2 separate regions of the Homo sapiens genome follow, and region 2 is linked to region 1. A link is an interaction called in ENCODE POLR2A ChIA-PET data of the cell type or tissue named here. Cell type or tissue: HepG2. All regions are shown on one strand.

Evidence for each region. Peaks named below come from ENCODE experiments on the same cell type or tissue, not always from the same donor. Only the 100,000 strongest peaks of a DNase experiment are listed, where the experiment ranks them.
Region 2: POLR2A ChIA-PET joins it to region 1 with 6 read pairs; 3 of 35 experiments call an interaction of 5 or more read pairs at or near these places.

What each region holds. Positions count from the first base shown.
Region 1 is chr9:124,676,975-124,684,974 of GRCh38, forward strand. All of the region lies in intron 2 of NR6A1 (nuclear receptor subfamily 6 group A member 1), which reads right to left. The region is part of intron 1 of MIR181A2HG (MIR181A2 host gene); the gene reads left to right. Among named protein-coding and RNA genes, the nearest start is that of MIR181A2, 11 kb to the right of the region's middle. In HepG2, no CTCF peak of the experiment used is centred here; a DNase peak (open chromatin) is centred at 3,857.
Region 2 is chr9:124,832,117-124,840,116 of GRCh38, forward strand. No RefSeq gene overlaps it. Among named protein-coding and RNA genes, the nearest start is that of WDR38, 17 kb to the right of the region's middle. RefSeq lists enhancers at 2,081-2,692, 2,693-3,303, 7,636-8,000. In HepG2, a CTCF peak has its summit at 7,695 (motif pointing left); DNase peaks (open chromatin) are centred at 3,255 and 7,761; H3K4me3 peaks cover 610 bases; H3K27me3 peaks cover 1,163 bases.

The sequences.
Region 1 (8,000 bases):
TCAAGATCAAAACTGCGTTTGTCCCTTTCAACAACTGATACCACACAAACAAGACTTCATTCTCTATTTCCCTCCAGTGGCATCCAAGAAAAACATAAAAATTCCAAATCTCAAAAATAACAGGTTAAAGAAGAAAAAAAAAGGCCTTAGTGCTCATAAACTAGATATATAATTTGACATGTTTAGAGTGATAGGATTATGTTTCCTATCATGAAATATTTCAAATTTTCATATATGGTCAAAATAGTATAGTAACTACCAAGCTTTACTTCCAAATTATTATTACTATTTCCTTTCTTCTGGAGACAGAGTCTCACTTTGTCACGCAGGTTGGAGTGTAGTGGCTTGATCTCAGCTCACTGCAGCCTCAACCTCTCATGTTCAAGTGATCCTCCTGCCTCAGCCCCACAAGTAGCTGGGACTACAGGTGGGCACCACCATACTAGCTAATTTTTGTATTTTTTTGTAGAGACGGGGTTTCATCATGTTGCCCAGGCTAGTCTCAAACTCCTGAGCTCAAGCCATCTATCTGCTTGCTTCAGCCTCCCAAAGTGCTAGGATTACAAGCATGAGCCACTATGCCCAGCCTTATTTTACCTTTTGAGATATAATTTACATATGGTAAGGTAAACAAATCTTAAGTCTGATAAAGTTTTCTCATATGTATTATATATGTTAACTACTATCCAGATCAAAATATGAGCACACATTTATTGCAGCCCACAGGATTCCCTCGTGACCTTTCTCTCCAAAACATACTTATCATTCTAATCTCAGATAGTATTCCTTTCACCACTAATAATCAAATCCAGCCTTTACTTTCCTGTTTTCTTTATAGTTTGCCAATGTCTATTTCAATCATAAGTATTTTGGCTACAGTGACCCCATGAAACAGAGAAAGTCTATGTAACATGCAAAAGACCTTACAATTTAGAATGCATACAAGCTTCCCAACATTTTTAAAGGGACAGAAGACTCAGAATGCTACCGTAAAAGAGAACAAAGGGAAACATGGAATTCATTTTGACTTAAATCCTAAAGAAAATACACTAGACTGTTTCTTGAAAAAAGCCTGTAATGAGTATAGATTTCTAAATCAGTTTTGAGAGAATATTTGGCTGAATATTTAAACCTAAATGTTTTTATTGGCTGTCAGTAGGTATCTGAGTAAATCCCATTCCAATTGCATTTTCCTTAAAGTTCACAACCATCTTAAGGCCATGCTCCCATGCCTAGAGGCTGACAACCTTCCTAAAAGAGCTAGATTCCTACACGGTCTTAGCCCCAGTATATACATACAAATTAAAAGAGAACCCTAATCACCACTTTCTCTTGGAGTAACGTCCTAAGTCTGAATAATGTACATATCATCACCCTTCGTTAACTGTAGAACTTAGTATTTCAATCAAATGACACAACCTAGCTGATGTGACATATTTAGCAATGTGCACCACTGTTGATATGCTCATGCAAACCAAGCACTTCTGGGGACAACTGGAGAACAATGGAGTGAGACAGAAGATGTAAGTGTAATAACAAATGCAACAACCACCACCTTATCAGAAAGGTTGTTGGAAGCATTTACTAAGATAATACAAAGAAAGGCTGTTACTGTTCTTACCTCACCTCCTCAGACTTACCTGGACTAAGTTATGACTTGAGAGAAATGCTCCCCCTCCCCTCACTTCCAAATCCTGGAGCAGCACAAATAAGGATCTGCTTCTAACAGTCAAACTCTCTCTAGTTCATTTATATAACTGAATATCCCTGGACGAGTTACAAAGGGGATATTTGGATAAATTCTTTTAATCAGTTTGCTTTCATATAGCCTAGTTAAGACCTCACTCAGGAAATAAAATTTTAAGAAAGTAGTAAGAAAGCCCCAAAAGGGAGCGACCCAGTCCTAATAACTTTCTAGAAGCAAAAAAGTTATGCTGAGGGCATTCTAGGAAGAAAAGCAGCTGGCCCCGGTGGTTCGTGCCTATAATCCCAGCTACTCAGGAGGCTGAGGTAGGAGGTTTGCTTGGAAACTAGCCTAAGCAACACAGCAAGACCCCTGTCTCTAAAAATAAAAGAAAAGGCCCCCATTTTGCATGTGGCTTATAAAGAACTTACAATTCTCTGTCCTCTATCCTCACCTCAAGTTCCCATTCAAGATACTAGCTAGGTATTTATAGTTAGTTCCTTATATATACATGTTACTCTTGAAGTTAATCTCACAGAGACTGTACAAAAATAGAGCAATTTCCATAACTGGTTGCTTCTGATCAGTGTTCATTTTGGAGACATCGATAATCACCTGCCAATTACTGGCTATATTGTGACTGACATCTTATGGATGCTTTGTTCTCCAAACTGATTTGTTAAGCTGTAAACTGACTACTTCCTATGTTAAAACGACTAGCAAGCTAGACCTGTACAACTTTTTCTATCTGCCTTAATCTAAAAACTAAATGTAGTATCAACTCAACTCAGCAGATCCGCACCTGCCCCCTGATTATCTTGTCATAAAACCATCCGTAGGGAGCCAAAGAGGGTACTATTTAACAATGACACAATTGCTTGCAGTATAACATTAGCAGTATAAACAAAAGCATTTTTCATTGCTTTTCAAATCTTAAGAGTTTGAAAAAAGGCTGGGCACAGTGGCTGATGCCTGTAATTCCAGCACTTTGAGAGGCCAAGGCAGTGGATCACTTGAGGTCAGGAGTTCGAGACCAGCCTGGCCAACATGGTAAAACCCCATCTCTACTAAAAATACAAAAAAAAAAAATTAGCCGGTCATGGTGGCGAATGCCTTTAATCTCAGCTTCATGGGTGGCTAAGGTAGGAGGATAGCTTGAACCAGGGAGGTGGTGGTTGCAGTGAACCAAGCTCATACCACTGCACTCCAGCCTGGACAACGGAGAGAGGTTCCATCTCAAAGAGAAAAAAAAAAAAAAAGTAAGAGTTTAAAAAAAGACCTAACACCCACCAAAATTATGGATGCCTATTGCAACTTCCAAAACAGACAAGATTATAGGGTGATTATTTATATCTCAAAAGGAAATTATGAGTTATACATTATATGTAATTATACATACAGTCAAATGTGTTTATGTGTCTGTGTGTATGTATGTGTGTGTGTGTGTGTGTGTGTGTGTGTGTTTATGTATGTATATGTAAATCGTGATGTGTGACATTGAAAGAATGTTCCAAAAAAGGAGCTATTTCTTACAAATAGCTACTAAATGCTGAACCCTGCACCAGGCACTATTAACCTCTGCATCTGGACACTGTTTGGCATGCTGTATAACTGCTCATTTTCCCAAAACCATAAAAAAGCAAATGCCATGTGATTTACTTCTTATTCCCCCACAACCAGAATAAAACCCACATAGTAACAATATTGTCCAATCAATATCTATTAAATAAACTGAACTGACTTAATTATAAAAAGATAACCTTGAGCAGAGGGATCAGTGAGACTCAGAAAATACATAGTGTTTACAGTATGAACACACACAAAAAAAACGGAGTGTACAAAGTACAGAGGAAAAATGAAGTCGCTAAATATTTAGGCAATAAGCATTGATAGATCAACCTTTATTGAGCTCCACTGTACAAACGAGCCCTTAAATACTATGGTAAAGCTCCAGGGGGATGCCAAAATAATACACGGTTTGTCTCCTCTGCTATAGCCCACTGCAGCCATAAATGTTAGCTCTGAAGGGACTACGAGAGTTTCCCACCATTTGCCTAGAGTTTCCTAACATATGAACTCCAAAGCAGTGGTTCTCAAAGTATGGCCCACATATGTTTCCCAGACTCTTCCTGGGAGTCTGAAAAGTCAAAACTATTTCTATACTAACTCTAAGACATTATTTGCCTTTTTCACTATGTTGACATTTGTAATGATGGTACAAAGTCAATGCTGGGTTAAACTGCTGCCCTTGGCAGTAATTTAGTAGTGTCACCAAAATGTACCAGTAGTCACTGTATTTGTCACTGTCACACACTACAGAAAAAAGGAGGGAAAGCCATTTTAACTTAATAATGTCCTTGATGAAGCAGTAAGATTTAGTGATTTTATTCAATCTTGACCCTGAGCAAACATCTTTTAAAATATTCTGTGTGACAAAACAGTAGGTACACATAAAGCACTTCTGCACAGTGGCTGCTTCAAGAAGCAGCACTGGAGTTATTGTTACGTTGTAAGCTGAACTAGCCCATTTTTTTCATTGACTATCATTTTACTTACTAAACAAATTGTGGTTATTCACACTTGGGTATCTGATGGATATTTTCTTGAAAATGAACAAAGTGAGTATGTCACTTCAAGGAAAACAAGTGACAGTATTTGTTGCCAATGATAACATTTGAGCTTTTTTTTTTTTTTTTTTTTTGAGATGGAGTCTCACTCTGTCACCCAGGCTGGAGTGCAATGGTATGGTCTCGGCTCACTGCAACCTCCACCTTCCGGGTTCAGGCGATTCTCCTGCTTCAGCCTCCTGAGTAGCTGGGACTACAGGTGCATGCCACCACACCTAGCTAATTTTTGTATTTTTAGTAGAGATAGGTTTTCGTTATGTTGGTCAGGCTGGTCTTGAACTACTGACCTCGTGATCTGCCCACCTCGGTCTCCCAAAGTGCTGGGATTACAGGCGTGAGCCACCACACTCAGCCCAACATTTGAGCTTTTAAGCCAAAATTAGAATTTTGGGATATTTTTATCTGTCACTGTGAGCTTCACAGGTTCCAAATATTTAAAGATGTATCTGATGAGTTCAATGATATTTACAAACTTAATTTTTTGATATTATGAAATGTGTCAATATTTAGAAAATCCGCATAACTCAGTGAACAAGTATTTTCCAAATGACCAATGTATGATGTCACAAAATCATGCTTGGGTAAAAGATCCATGAAAAATGCAAGATAGACAAATGAATTTTAATAAAATCGAGTATGAAAAGTTCATTGATACAGTTTCTGATTCCATACCGCAACTAACCTTTGTTTTTTTGTTTTGTTTTGTTTTGTTTTTTGTTTTGTTTTGAGAGGGAGTTTTGCTCTTGTTGCCCAGGCTGGAGTGCAATGACATGATCTTGGCTCACTGCAACCTCCACCTCCTTGGTTCAAGCGATTCTCCTGCCTCAGCCTCCCGAGTAGCTGGGACTACAGGCGCCCACCACCATGCCCAGCTAATTTTTTCTTTTTGTATTTTTAGTAGAGACAGGGTTTCACCATGTCGGCCAGGCTGGTCTCGAACTCCTGACCTCAGATGATCCACCCACCTCGGCCTCCCAGAGTGCTGGGAATACAGGCATCAGCCATCGCGCCTGGCCGCAACTAACCTTAAAACTACCAAGTATTAAGATCTAGTACGGTATCAAAAGAAGAATATGCAAAATTGTCTGAACTGACTATTAAAAAATCTTTTTTTATATATCTACGTAAAACCAGATTTTCTTCATATACTTTAACCCAAACAGTATATTGTAACAGACATATGCAGATATGAGAATTCAGCTATCCTTTATGAAGTCAGACATTAAAGAGATCTGCAAAAATGTAAAACAATGTCATTCTTCTCACCAATTTTTAAAAAAATAGCTATTTTTACAGCTTTATTTTAAAATGTTACTTATGTTAATATATAATGGTTTATCATTTTTATTTAATCTTTAAATGAATTAAAATACTTTTAAGTTTCTCTGTTTAATTTCTAGAAAGTAGCTATAGCCCATATAAATAAAAGCTCTTGGGAATCTCAATGATTTTTATGAATGTAAGGGGGTCACTGGGACCAGAAAGTTTGAAAAACATTGCTCTATGGACAATAATTCTTTCTTTGTTTGGCAAGAGATCTTAGGGGTCCTGATTCTGTTTGGTTTGGGCTGGTATAATTTTTTATGAAAAAGTATGGAAATTGAAGTAACATATAGCACAGTCAAGACTTGAATCCAAGGACTGGCACAGTGGCTCATGCCTGTAATCCCAGCATTCTGGGAAGCTAAGGTGGGAGGATCGCTTGAGTCCAGGAGCTCAAGACCAGCCTAGGCAACACAATGAGACCCTATCTCTGCAAAAAATTTAAAAATTAGACATGGTGGTGCATACTTGCGATCCCAGTAACTTGGGAAGCTGAGGTGGGAGGATCACTTGAGCTCAGGAGGTTGAGGCTGCAGTGAGCTGGGATCACGCCACTACACTCCAGCCTGGGGCATAGAGTGAGACCCTCCAAGACAGAAAAGAAAAGAAAGGAAGGGAAAGGGAAAGGGAAAAGGAAAAGGAAAAGGAAAAGGAAAAGGAAAAGACAAGACAAAACAAGACTTGAATTTGGATCTCCTGACTTCAATTTTATGTTCTTTCTACACCACAATTCCTCTGCTTACTAAGATGATAATTTAGAAACCCCTCGTTCCATTCTTTACAGCAAGCTGGAAGTTTGGTCAAGTAATTACAATAATAGTAACAAATTTGAATATTATATGCCAGGTGTTTTTCATTCCTGCTCTCACTTAATTCTCACCACTCTGATATAAATACAATTGCTGCCGGGTGTGGTGGCTCATGCCTGTAATCCCAGCACTTTGGGAGGCCAAGGCAGGTGGATCACCTGAGGTCAGGAGTTCAAGACCAGCCTGGTCAACATGGTGAAATCCCATCTCTACTAAAGATACAAAAATTATCTGGGCATGGTGGCACCACCTGTAATCCCAACTACTCAGGAGGCTGAGGCAGGAGAATCACTTGAACCCAGGAGGTGGAGGTTGCAGTGAGCCAAGATCGCACCATTGCACTCCAGCTTGGGCAACAAGAGTGAAACTCCATCTCAAAAATAAAAAAATATAAATAAATACAATTACTCACTAACCTTCATTTTACAGATGAAAACCTGAGGTTAAACCACTTGCCAAAAGTCACACGGCTACTAAATGGCAGAACCAGGATTTGAAAACAATACTTCTAATAGATGTATTAGCAAAAAAGTCTCACAACTGCCAATCAAAACATTTGTGTGGATACTAGCAAAGTGGCATTTTTGGAAACAGAGCACCTATGACTCTTGCCCAGTGTGCCTTCAAATATAGACAGAACAAAACACTAGCCTCGAGTATCGCCATACAAATTTAGTTCTACACAGACAACAGCAAGAAAACAAGCAAATAGGGAGATGTGCTAGGTATGACCAAGCTGCCTCTCTTCCTTACCCATCCAGCATTTCTACCATCACCCACTAAAAAGGAGTGACAGAAGTCAAGGATGAAGGATGCATCACCAACAGCCGGGACAGTGAAAACTCTTGGCAGGTGTTCTCTAAGCTCTAACTCCCTGCCTATGCAAACTAAACCCCAAGCCAAGTCCTCTTGGCTTTATCACACTGAGTGTTCACAAGAGCCATCATTAATGTCCAAGCTCCACTTTTTCCAGGCTGATGACATGTGTCAGCCCTTGATTCCTGGTGCCACTCTTGCCTGTCAACTCAGGAAAGGCTTCTGTAATGCCTTTGGCTTTTCTGAAATACCTTCAAGACACAAGGCAGCAGCTGACACCAACTCTCTCCTGAGGATGGACACTTGGCCAGGAGCCCAAGCTGAAGTGGATTAGGAGGTTCTTGATCTTTATTAAAATCATTCCTACCTTCTTACTGGCAATTAAAATAAATTCCTCCCCAGAGAGCAGCCAGGGGTTCCTCGAGCCTCTTCCATCCAGTGGTAGTCATCTTTGATTAAAGAAAAGCGGTAAAGTGTAGCAGCAGCTGATAAATGTCAGACCCTGGAGGACCATCACAGAGTTTAGATCACTTTACAGCTATTTCTCATTTCATACCATGGACGGATTTTAACCCAACACCACTCAGTACTGCTTACTTAGTTAAATGCTTCAGGAAAGCCTCCCAAATCCAAGTCAATGGTCCATTTACAATAGTTTTGGGTGCATCCCTGAGGCTAAGATGTTTGACTCATCAGGCAGATTTTGACTTGAAGGCTATATCATCTATCTTGCAGATGGCC
Region 2 (8,000 bases), 160 kb after region 1:
GACACTGAGGCTCAGAGAGGTGAAGTGACTTGTCTGAGGACACACAGCTCGTCAGACAGGCCTGCCTGCCCCTGGGGCCTGAGCTCCTAACCGCTCTGATGCAGTCTTCATCCCAGTGTTCTTTCAAAGCAGACGTGGGTGACCCACATTTAACTTTAACAGTAACTTTTGTCTGGGGGTGGTGGCTCACGCCTGTAATCCAAGCACTTTGGGAGGCTAAGGCAGGTGGATCACCTGAGTTCAGGAGCTTAAGGCCAGCCTGGCCAACATGGCAAAACCCTGTCCGTACTAAAAATACAAAAATTAGCTGGGCCTGATGGCACGTGCCTGTAATCCCAGCTTTTCAGGAGGCTGAGGCAGGAGAATCACTTAAACCCTGGAGGCGGAGGTTGCAGTGAGCCGAGATCGTGCCATTGCACTCCAGCCTGTGCAACAAGAGTGAAACTCCGTCTCAGAAAAAAAAAAAAAAAGTAACTTTTGGAAAGCATGGAGATTACATAAAGAGAGGTAATCTCTGAACATGTGCTGCTGAGTTTTATGGTAGATAATTTTTTTAAGGAGGTTGTAGGCCTCATCTGCTAAAAATATTTATGTAAAAACTTGGAAGCTCGTGGAGGCAGGAAACGGTAATTACCACAAAGCACTTGGTTGCACAAATGCCAGCCAATCCCCAGGCCATGTGGGGAGCCCAGGCCCTGCCCCATTGTGGCCCTTGGGGAGCCCCCCACCTCCTCAGGGGTCCTGGCCAAAGCCACTTCCTCGGACTCAGCCCGAGCTCCGAGCCCGCCTGGAAGCTGGCTGGCTTCCCAGTTGCGGTTTTTGCCCTAATGTGCTGGGAGTCATCCCACGGGCTGAGGCCTAGCCTTGGCTGGCTCCTTGCCTCCTGGGGGAGGCTGGGAAAGAAACTGGGTCCTGGATACATCAGGTTCCAGGTTCGAATCCCATCTCTATCTCCTAGAGAGCCACCAGACTTGAGTGTAGGCTGTGGAGCCAGGCCCTGGGTTAGAACCCAGACTCAACCACTTTCCAGCTCTGTGGCCTTGGCCAACTCACTGCCCTGTGAGCTTTAGTTTCCTTACCTCTCAGGTAAGGATTAGAATGGTCTTGCCCTCACAGGCATGCAGTGAGCATTAAATGACCCACTTTATATAAAGTGCTTATAGGCCGGGTGTGGTGGCTCATGCCTGTAATCCCAGCACTTTGGGAGGCCAAGGCGGGCAGATCACTTGAGGTCAGGAGTTCGAGACCAGCCTGGCCAACATGGTGAAACCCCATCTCTACTAAAAATACAAAAATTAGCCAGGCATAGTGGTGCACACCTGTAATCCCAGCTACTCAGGAGGCTGAGATAGGAGAATCGCTTGAACCCAGGAGGAGGAGGTTGCAGTGAGCCAAGATTGCACCGCTGCATTCCAGCCTGGGCGGCAGAGCGAGGCTCTGTCTCAAAAAAAATAAAAAATAGGCCGGGTGCAGTGGCTTACGCCTGTAATCCCAACCCACTGGGAAGCTGAGGCAGGCAGATCACTTGAGATCAGGAGTTCGAGACCAGCCTGGCCAACATGGTGAAACCCTATCTCTACTAAAATACAAAATTAGCCAGGCATGATGGCGGGCACCTGTAACCCCAGCTACCCAGGAGGCTCAGGCAGGAAAATTGCTTGAACCCGGGAGGCAGAGGTTGCAGTGAGCTGAGATCCCGCCACTGCACTCCAGCCTGGGCGACAGAGCAAGACTCCGTCTCAAAATAAAAATAAATAAATAAAGTGCTTACAGCAGTGTCTGACATAGACTAAGTGCCCAGTGAGTGTGGGATGTTACTGCTATATGTCTTTGAGCAAGTCCCCATCGCCCCCTTGAGCCTCAGTTTCTCCATCTGTAGAATGGGAATGACACAGAACCCTACCTCAGAGTGCTGAGGAGGTGAGACGGTGCACGGAAGGCACTTTGCACGGCACCTAGCAGTTAGTGAATGGTTAACAAATTACTAACAATTATTTGTATATCCCAAAGCCTTTCTGAGAGGATCGCACTCTGAAAAAAAAAACGGCTTGAGAAGGTTAAAATATTAAATTGGCCAGGCACAGTGGCTCACGCCTGTAATCCCAGCATTTTGGGAGGCCAAGGTGGAAGGCTGGCTTGAGTTCCAAAGTTCAAGACCAGCCTGGGCAATGTGGTGAGACCCCATCTCTACAAAAAAAATTTAAAAAGTAGCCAGGCATGGTGATGTGCATTTGTGGTCCCAGCTACTCAGGAGGCTGAGGCGAGAGAATCACCCGAGCCAGGAGGTCGAGGCCGCAGTGAGCCATGATTGCGCCAGGCACTGCAGCCTGGGCACCAGAGTGAGACTCTGTCTCAAAAACAAAACAAACAAACTAAACTCAATTTCCAGATGGAGGGGGAGCAGTAGCTTTGAGGAGCTGTGAGAGCCTTTGTAAGTGGCATTTGATGGGCACAGCGACAGGGAACCAGGCAGGGACTAGACAGCAGCTTGTTCTGCTGCAGAGGCTGGAACCGGGCAGCAGGGAGCCACAGGAGAGGACCAGGCTGGGAGCGTGTTACTTGTGGGGCTGGGGCACTGGGCTGGGAAGGGGCAGACTGCCGAGGCTGAGGGTGGGGCAGGGTGTGAGAGCCTGGAATCTGAGCTGGGTGGGATGGGGGCAGGGTTCCAATCCAGCCATGAGCTCAGGCGAGTCCCTGCCCCTCTGAGCCACACTTTCATCTGTCAAATGGGGCCAATGACACATCCGATGACTCAAAGAACACTTGCACTAATAAGGCTGTTAAGAGAATCTGGAGGCCCGGCCAGGTGTAGGGGAGAAGCTACTTACGGAGCCACCTGACTGCACCTGAGACAGAGTCCCAGGCAGTGCCAGAGGGCAGGGGACCTCCTGAGCCTGGCATCTTGGCCTTCCCTCCTGAGCTCCCTCCGACGCAGAGCAGACCCAAGCAGCTTCCCCGGGGCCCTAAGTGGGAAGCACGTTTTCCAGCCTAGGGATGGACACGGCCCTGGTGCCAGTGGCACTGTAGAGGGGCCCCTGTAGGTGAGGCTGCCCTCCCAGGCCCCTTCTGTACGCCACCCTGGTGCCGTGCTGACCACTCGCTGAGACACACCATAAACCCTTCCTCCGCCAACTGGTTTCAGAATCATCCCACGTTCCTCACCAGGCCCCAGGCTCCAGGTCTGGGTGTACGGGGAGTTTTCCCTGTAGCCTGGCTCCCCGCCAGCCACAGAAGCCTGTTGGAGGCTGGCACACAGCCAGACTTTGACCTCTGGGGAATTTGTTCTAGAGTTTTATTAATAGCAACAATATCTTGCATTTACTGTGTGCCGGGCTGAACTACACTCTACTTGCATAGAAAATGCACAAGGACCCTGTGAGCTGGGGTCCATGATCCCACTCCTAGGAGAGCAGATGTCAAGTTCCCCACCCAGCCTCACACAGTGGGGATCCCGCTTGGGCAGCCTGGCACCAGATGACCCTTTCTCAGGGACTGCACTGCCTTTGATTTTGTGGGAAGAACACTGGTTTGAGAGTCTGTAGCCCTGGGTTCTGCCTCCTTGGGGTGACCTTGGACTACCTTCCGACAGTGGAGATGAATGCTGCTCTGCCTCCCCTGGGTCTTAGATAGGGAATACAACATATATATATATGTGTGTGTGTGTATCTATATATACGTGTGTGTATATATACACACACATATATATATACACGCACATATATATACACACACACACACACATATAGAGAGAGAGAGGGAAAGAGAGAGAGTGTGTGTTTATGTGTGGCCTATACCTTATTTTAAGGATATGGCTCATGTGATTATGGGCGCTGGCAGGTCCAAAATGTGTAGGGTGGGCCAGCAGGTTGGAAACTCAGGCAGGATTTGATGTTGCAGTTTTGAGGCAGAATGTCTTCTCTGGCAAATGCGTTTTTGCTCTTAAAGCCTTCAACTGATTGGATGAGGCCCACCACCCACACATCAAGGGTAATTTTTTTTTTTGAGACAGAGTCTCACTCTGTCACCCAGACTGGAGTGAAGTGGTGTGATCTTGGCTTACAACAACCTCCGCCTCCTGGGTTCAAGTGATTCTTGTGCCTGTCTCCTGAGTAGCTAGGATTACAGGCATGCACTACCATGCCCAGCTAATTTTTTGTATTTTTAATAAAGACAGGGTTTCACTGTGTTGCCCAGACTGGTCTCAAACTCCTGAACTCAGGTGATCCGCTCATCTTGGCCTCTCAAAGGGCTAGAATTACAGGAGTGAGCCACCAGGCCTGGCCCCCCCCCTTTTTTTTTTCAAGACGGAGTTTCACTCTATTGCCCAGGCTGGAGTGAAATGGTATGATCTCGGTTTACTGCAACCTCCGTCTCCCAGGTTCAAGCGATTCTCGTGCCTCAGCCTCCTAAGTAGCTGGGACTACAGGCGTGCACTGCCACATCTGGCTAATTTTTTTGTATTTTTAGCAGAGACAGATGTTTCACCATGTTGGCCAGGCTGTTCTCGAACTCCTGACCTCAAGTGATCCACCCACCTCGGGCTCCCAAAGTGTTGGAATTACAGGTGTGAGCCACCAAGCCCAGCCAAGGGTAATCTTTACTTGAAGTCAGCTGTAGATGTTGACTCAACCCATGTACAAAATACCTTATGGGAACACCTAGATTAGTGTTTGACAAAGTAACTGGGTACTATAGCCTACCCATGTTGATCGCACCCCTACTTCTTAGCTAGGGAAACAGTTTCAGAGAGGTGGACCGCCCAGGTCCCACAAATAGAACTGGGAAAGTTATATCCTTGTCTGTAGATATGTCTAAATATATACCGCAGAACGCTAGCATCTTTAGGGAGGATTTGAGGTAACTTTTAAATACCTCTTACTGTCTAGTATTTAAAATTTCACGTGTAACTTATGATCACAAAATTAAATGATTTTTCACTTTGGGAAAAAAAGGACTTCCAGCTGGGTGCGATGGCTCACACCTGTAACCCCAGCACCTTGGGAGGCTGAGGCGGGCAGATCACCTGAGGTCAGGAGTTTGAGACCAGCCTGGCTGACGTGGTCAGACTCCCTCCCGCCCCCAACTAAAAATACAAAAATTAGGCGTGCATGGTGGTGCATGCCTATAATCCCAGCTTCCCAGGAGGTTGAGGCAGGAGAATCACTTGAACCCCGGGGCAGAGGTTGCAGTGAGATTGTGCCACTGCACTCCAGCCTGGGTGACAGAGCAAGACTCCTGTCTCAAATAAGTAAACAAAATTTAAAGAAACGAGAGACAAGGAAATGTATAAAAAGCAAGAAAAAAGGCACAAAAGGTAGATTTTTTAAAACCAAGTAAATCAGTAAGTGTGAACAAACTAGATAAATCATTCAATTGAGACACATTGAAACAAAATGATACAGAAAGGTCAACATAAAAGGGTATGTTATTAGAGGTGTCCAAGAAAAGGATGGGAAAAGATATAGCATGAGAACAACAACAAGAAACATTTTATAATGACAAGTTTAATTTGTGCATATACATACATATATACGTATACATATACATATATGTATTATTTTAAGAGTTTCACTCTTGTTATCCAGGCTGGAGTGCAATGGCACAATCTCAGCTCAGTTTAACCTCCACCTCCTGGTGTGTCCGGAATTGGTGGGTTCTTGGTCTCACTGACTTCAAGAATGAAGCTGCGCACCCTCGCAGTGAGTGTTACAGCTCTTAAGGCAGCGCGTCTGGAGTTTGTTCCTTCTGATGTTCAAATGTGTTCGGAGTTTCTTCCTTCTGGTGGGTTCGTGGTCTCGCTGGCTCGGGAGTGAAGCTACAGACCTTCATGGTGAATGTTACAACTTTTAAGGCAGCACGTCTGGAGTTGTTCATTCCTCCCCGTGGGCTCATGGTCTCGCTGGGCTCAGGAGCAAAGCTGCAGGTCTTCACGGTGAGTGTTACAGCTTATAAAAGCAGTGCGGACCCAAAAACTGAGTAGTAGCAAGATATATTGTAAAGAGCAAAAGAACAAAGCTTCCACAGTGCAGAAGGGGACCCAAAGGGTTGCTACTGCTGGTTCGGGCAGCCTGCTTTTATTCTCTTATCTGGCCCCACCCACGTCCTGCTGATTGGTAGAGCCCAGTGGTCTGTTTTGACAGGGTGCTGATTGGTGCGTTTACAATCCCTGAGCTAGACATAAAGGTTCTCCACGTCCCCATCAGATTAGTTAGATACAGAGTATGGATACAAAGGTTCTCCAAGGCCCCACCAGAGCAGCTAGATACATAGTGTCGATTGGTGCATTCACAAACCCTGAGCTAGACACAGGGTGCTGATTGGTGTGTTTACAAACCTTGAGCTAGATACAGAGTGCCCATTGGTGTATTTACAATCCCTGAGCTAGACATAAAGGTTCTCCAAGGCCCCACCAGAGTAGCTAGATACAGTGTCGATTGGTGCATTCACAGACCCTGAGCTAGACACGGGGTGCTGATTGGTGTATTTACAATCCCTGAGCTAGACATAAAGGTTCTGTACGTCTCCACCAGACTCGGGAGCCCAGCTGGCTTCACCCAGTGGATCCCGCACCAGGGCTGCAGGTGGAGCTGCCTGCCAGTCCCGCGCGGTGCGCCCGCACTCCTCAGCCCTTCGGTGGTCGATGGGACTGGGCGCCGTGGAGCGAGGGGGCGGCGCTCATCGGGGAGGCTTGGGCGGCGCAGGAGCCCATGGAGGCGGTGGGAGGCTCAGGCATGGCGGGCTGCAGGTCCCGAGCCCTGCCCCGCGGGAAGGCAGCTAAGGCCCGGTGAGAAATCGAGCGCAGCGCTGGTGGGCTGGCACTGCTGGGGGACCCAGTACACCCTCTGCAGCCGCTGGCCCGGGGCCGGTGGGGCCGGCCGGCTGCTCCGAGTGCATCCGCCAAGCCCGCCCGCCAAGCCCACACCCATCCGGAACTCCAGCTGGCCCGCAAGCGCCGCGCGCAGCCCCGGTTCCCCGCTCGCGCCTCTCCCTCCACACCTCCCTGCAAGCTGAGGGAGCCGGCTCTGGCCTTGGCCAGCCCAGAAAGGGGCTTCCACAGTGCAGCAGTGGGCTAAAGGGCTCCTCAAGTGCCGCCAAAGTGGGAGCCCAGGCAGAGGAGGCACCGAGAGCGAGTGAGGGCTGTGAGGACTGCCAGCACGCTGTCACCTCTCACTGGGTTCAAGCAATTCTCCTGCCTCAGCCTCCCGAGTAGCTGGGATTGCAGGTGCCTGCCACCATGCCCAACTAATTTTTGTATTTTTAGTAGAGACAGGGTTTCACCATGTTGGCCAGGCTGGTCTTGAACTCCTGACCTCAAGTGATCTGCCCGTCTCGGCCTCCCAAAGTACTGGGATTACAGGCATGAGCCACCGTGCCTGGCCCCTGCTAAATGTTTATCTTTTATTTTTTGTGGAGATGGGTGCTTGCTATGTTGCCCAGGTTGGTCTTGAACTCCTGGCTTCTAAGCAGTCCTCCTGCCTTGGTCTCCTAGAGTGCTCGGATTGTGGGCATGAGCCACTGCACCCAGCCTCAAGTGGGGATTTGAACCCAGGTCTGGATGGATGCTAAGCCCTCGCAGAGTGCGCAATGGAGACTTGCATAGAACGGCACAGCTGCGGGCAGTGGAAGGCTGAGATTTAGGCCTGAACTTCTGGAAAGAAATGGGAGAGGAAATGACTCGATGTTCCTCCTACCCCTACTGGTCAGGAAGGGAAGGGCAATGCCCCAGACAGGCCGAGGAGGGCTTCCTACCCACCCCTACCCCCAGACACAGGGGCCCTGGGCTGGCAGGAGTCCATTATCATGAAGTCTCAGGGGTGGGGGCAGCTGAGCAAACATCAGTTCCCTGGCCTGATACAAAATGGCCATTGAAGCATTTCAGGGCCTGGGGGAGGTGTGGGGCTGCTGAGACAAGCTTCTGAATGGAGGGGCCGGGCTACTGCACGGCACCCCAGCTGCCAACACTTTCAACTTTGTGATGAGGAAGCTGAGGCCCAGACAAG